2 separate regions of the Homo sapiens genome follow, and region 1 is linked to region 2. Evidence: chromatin loops called from intact Hi-C (ENCODE). Cell type or tissue: natural killer cell. All regions are shown on one strand.

Region 1 (2,500 bases), 300 kb before region 2:
AAAATGTTTCTCAAAAAATTAAAGATGGAATTATTGTATGATTCAACAATACCACTTCTGGGCATATTTCCGAAAGTATTGAAAGCAGGATCTCAAAGAGATATTTGTACACTCATGTTTATAGTGTCACTATTCATTATAGTCAAGAAGTGGAAGCAGCTCATGTTCACTGACAGATGATTGGATAAACAACATGTCATATACATTCGATGGAATATTATTCAGCCTCAAAACAAAAGGAATTCTGACACATGCTGCAGCATAAATAACCCTTGAAGACATCATGCTGTGTAAAATAAGCCAGTTACAAAGCGATTGCATGATTCTACTTATATGAGGTAGCTTGGGTAGTCAAATTAAAAAAGAACAGTGATTTCAGAGGCTGAGACTAGTGGGAAAATGGGGAGTTGTTTAATGAATATGGAATTTCAATTTTGCAAGATGAAAAAGATCTGGAGATTAGATGCAAAACAATTTGAAAATACTTAACATAACTGAGGCTGTACACTTAAACATTGTTAAGATGGCAAATTTTATTTTATGTGTTTTTTCCACAGTTAAAAAAATAAAAAGGCTCTTCTCACAGGTAGAGATATTCCAAAGCATTATCAGAGTTAAAGCTCTCATTTAATTTTTCCCTTTCTCCAGATTTGAAAGAAATAAATGTCAACATTTCTGTTTAGGAGCTTTGTTTTCAATAATTGTAATTTTCTAAACATTTCAAAAAATTTTTTTGATGATAATTTATTCAATAGGTCCTTTATTGGTGGGTATGTCAGATGCTTCTAGTCTTTATTAAAAATAATTCCACAAATGTAACCTCATACATGTATTATTTCATAATTATGGAAGCATACCTTCAGGGTAAATTTCTAGATGTGGGATTGCTAGGTCAAGGGGAAAATATAATTTCACTCTGTATTGCCAAATTGCCCTCCTTGGGACTTGTACCATGTTGCAAAAAGTTTCAAAATTTAAGTCGTTTTGGTGTTATAGTCATTGAATAATTAGACTTTAAATTGTTTATGCTCAAAATGCAATCAAAATTTAGAGGAAGTATTAAAAATTCTAATACATTTCTGAGACAAGTTGATTTATGAAGTAGTTTTTCAAAGGCACAAACATTTCTAGAATCTGATTAATAACAGAAAACAAAGAGAAAAAGTACTGGATGCCAACCTAAAGAGTTTCTTTTTAACTGAATGCCTGATGCCAACCTAAAGAGTTTTTTTTAACTGAATGATATTATCAATGTAAAGATGTTGTATTTATGTTATTCTGTGTATATATGTAATATTTATAAATGGTGCCAACTGTGGCTTCCATTTGTTTTTTAGAATATTGCAAATTTGATTATAATTATGAATTTGTGTGCAGAAACCTAATTTTGTATGTTTCTGCTCCATAAGTTTCTTAAGAAGAACATTGCTTTTACCATAATACTATGCTTCATTAAAATTTAGATGGACACACACAATAAGTACTTCTATTTTCATTGTTGAACTTATTACTTGGATTTATAATAACATTTACAATAATTTCAAATGTTTTCCTTTGCTAGAATAAACTTCCAAAAACTTTACTATAATTCTGAATGTTGAAAAAGAAAAGATTAAACCTTTGTTGGAATCAGCTCAACTGAATTTCATTTGGACTTATTTGAGGACACCAATATAAAATGTTTATATATAATTTTTCTTTTATAAATGGAGCCAATACATTAATAGCTATTGCTTTATTTTTTGCACACACCAAAAAACTTTCAATTAAAACAGAGTTAATTAACTTAAAAGAATGGTTGATCTAAATGAAAAGTCATACATCAGGGAGTAATAAGTAAATGCATCTTCTACCATTGGAAGTGGCAAATTGGACACAGTCTTCTTAAAATAACTTCTGTCTCCTGTAGTTGATTCTGATGCTTTTCCAGCAGATTTGTATCTTCTTGTTTTCATGTGGTCAGTGATGTCACTGTGGCCCCCATTTCAATTATCATCAACTTCCCTAACTTACTTGGAACATTTTGCAGGCCACAGCATGGGCCATGTCACAACTGGCTGGTTTATTAAGTAGTCACCATAAACACTAACACTCAATACTTCTACCCTCACCGGAAGACCTGAGGCATTTGATAAACCTCAAGTCTAGTTATCTCTTACAGCTTAACCTATTTACATTGCCTTCTAGGCAGACATGTAGGTTTGAAACTCCTGGTTATAAAATGTTTTATGGCATCCAGACTTGTTAAGGTGAATATTTGTTTCTAGTCTTTTGGGTTTCTCTAGGTGATTTCAAATACCTCTAATATGCATCCACTTACTTTCTCAAGTACCTGAAATGAAAGCAAAGTGATGTTCCCCTTCCTGCTGTGGAAGTTAAAGGTACTAAATGACAGCATAGAATTTGGACCTACATTTGTGTAGCGTTGATAAGACCAAACACCAGGTCCTGGGGGCGAAGAAAAAGACAGTTTGAGAGAGAAAGTGGGAAACGGGGCCAT
Region 2 (2,500 bases):
GCCAAGAGGCGTGGCCCAGGGTCACATTGCCAGAGTGACTCAGCAAGAATCATTTTGGAAAGCAAGCCCCAGTGTGGCTGCTCATTCTTCAGCAGCCTTTCCTTGATAGATACCGGAGGTTTGCCCTGTGCTGCCTGCTGCTCCCTGGAGCTGCCTGGCAATTGTCCCCAACTTGCTTGCCTGCTCTGCCCATGCCCTGGAGTCAACAGACAATAATACCCTGCCCCTTGGAGAACCTTCAGGAGGCTCCTTGTGGGTGTCCCAGTAGGAGCCAGGAGAGGTGTGGTGGGCATGCCCTTGACATCTCATCCATCAACCCACCAAACTATTCCCAGAAGGCCCAGCCTGCTTCGGAAGACCCATCAGCTAGCTCAACCCCAGGCACCTCATTCTGGAAACAATAACCTTGTTTGCCTCCATTTCCCCACCTCTGACTAATGAAAATTATTACCCCAGCGAAGGGGATGGACTGGAGGGGAAAACTGGGGTCCTGGATACCAGTCAGAAGTGAGATGGAGATGATATTGGGAGGAGAGGAAAGATAGATGTGAGATACACCATGAAGGACAATGACAAGGCTTGATGACTAACTACACAGAGATGACAGGCACATGGAGGCTGAGGCCAGGATTCTGAACATGGGGATAATGGTCCTGCACCCATTTTCCAGCCATTGCTTTGGATTTCATTTCCACTTGTTTTTTATTCCTTTTGGATAGCGTAGAAAAGAGTAACCTTGATACAAGAGGACATGGGCTCTGTGTCCTCCTTGTAGAGAAGTCGTCCCACTTCCAAGGGCTTCACTTTGTCATCTATAAAATGGGGAGAGAGGCCAGGTGCGGTGGCTCATGCCTGTAATCCCAACACTTTGGGAGGCCGAGATGGGTGGATCACCTGAGGTCAGGATTTTTGAGACCAGCCTGGCCAACATGGTGAAACCCTGTCTCTATTTAAAAATACAAAAATTAGCCGGGCATGGTTGTGAGCCCCTGTAATCCCAGCTACTTGGGAGGCTGAGTGGGGAGAATTGCTTGAACCCAGAAGGCAGAGGTTGCAGTGAGCTAAGATTTCACCACTGCACTCCAGCCTGGGTGACAGAGCAAGACTCCATCTCAAAAATAAATAAATAAATAAATAAAAATAAATAAAATGGGGAAAGATCGCTCTTCATTTATCCAAAGAAAATAATGAAAATGAAATGTTTGTAAGCTAGGCCAAATAAGTGCAAGATATTATATGTAGAGAATTGCAGCCTCATTCTGTCTAGCAAACTCACTCTTTCCCTTGTACCTCGTACCAGGTCTCAAGAAACACCAAAAAGGGCCTGAGGGTCACCTTCCTTGCTCCTACACCCACCTTGTGGCCACTTTGTGAATGGCATGCTACAGGGATAGTAAGCAGAAACAAAGAGAAAGAAAAGACTTGGCAAAATTACAAATAGAAAATGATTTGTTGGTTATCCCCCAATTTAGTTAATAAGTCAATGCATTGCCAGTCAAAAGACCTTGATAAGATGGTTCTAAAATTCATATGGAAAAATAAATGAGCAAGAATAAACAAGACAAATTTGAAAAATAAGAAAGAGGGAGAGAATAATAATATTGGAAAGCTGCAGTTATAGGCCTGGTGTGGTGGCTCACACCTGTAATCTCAGCACTTTGGGAGGCCAAGGTGGGAGGATTGTTTGACCCCAGGAATTTGAGATCAGGGTGAGCAACATAGTGAGACTGCGTCTCTATTTTTAAGAAGAAAAGAAAAAAGAAAATGATTAATGTGACAGGTGGCATTTTCCAAAGGCAGCCACAGTGATATCTCCAATCCCACTTGCTCTTGCAAAATGACCTTTCTATGTCTCATTAGCATTCAAATGTCAGAGCCAGCATTCAAAGCTAGGCAGTTGATAACATCCCAAATCAAGCCCATGACTACTCACCAGCATTGTTCTGAGTAACCAATGCTTTCAATAACCCTACTAGGTAACACTCCTGGTATACCCACTGGAAAGCAAAGGAGACTCATAGAAGAATTGCAAATTGTACTTGATAGGAAAGGAAGAAATAAAGAACAGAAGACAGGGATTTTATGAAAAAATATTTGATCTCATCAGTAATCAAGGAAATAAAATTGAAACAAAGATGAGATGTGATGTCATAACTACTAAATTACAAAACTGAAAAATAAAAGAAATTGTTGTTACTACAAAATTTATATACTCATATACTATGAGAAGTTAAATTTAATACTTTAGAAAGCAATGTAGCAGTGATGATATACATGTATTCTATTGTTTAAAAAGTTTGACTTAGATTTACTTCTAAGAGTTTATCTTAAGGAAATAATTCAAAACAATACTATTGTTTTCACACAAAGATGTTTTCTGCAAAGTTATGTGTGTAATTAGAAAAAGTAACCTATTTTCTATCAGAATGTGAATGAGTAATAGAAATACATAATAAAAGAAATAAGGACACACTTTCACTTATAGAAACTATGTTAATAG

Evidence for each region. A loop is a pair of places that touch in the nucleus more often than their neighbours do. Peaks named below come from ENCODE experiments on the same cell type or tissue, not always from the same donor. Only the 100,000 strongest peaks of a DNase experiment are listed, where the experiment ranks them.
Region 1: it touches region 2 in a loop (2.0-fold over the local background); 9 of 110 quality-filtered maps call a loop at or near these places.

The regions. Positions count from the first base shown.
Region 1 is chr2:68,604,060-68,606,559 of GRCh38, forward strand. No RefSeq gene overlaps it. Among named protein-coding and RNA genes, the nearest start is that of PROKR1, 38 kb to the right of the region's middle. In natural killer cell, no CTCF peak of the experiment used is centred here; no DNase peak of the experiment used is centred here; H3K27ac peaks cover 629 bases.
Region 2 is chr2:68,908,639-68,911,138 of GRCh38, forward strand. No RefSeq gene overlaps it. Among named protein-coding and RNA genes, the nearest start is that of BMP10, 38 kb to the left of the region's middle. RefSeq lists enhancers at 1-266, 1-110, 43-132, 111-638. In natural killer cell, a CTCF peak has its summit at 1,382 (motif pointing left); a DNase peak (open chromatin) is centred at 1,343; H3K27ac peaks cover 221 bases.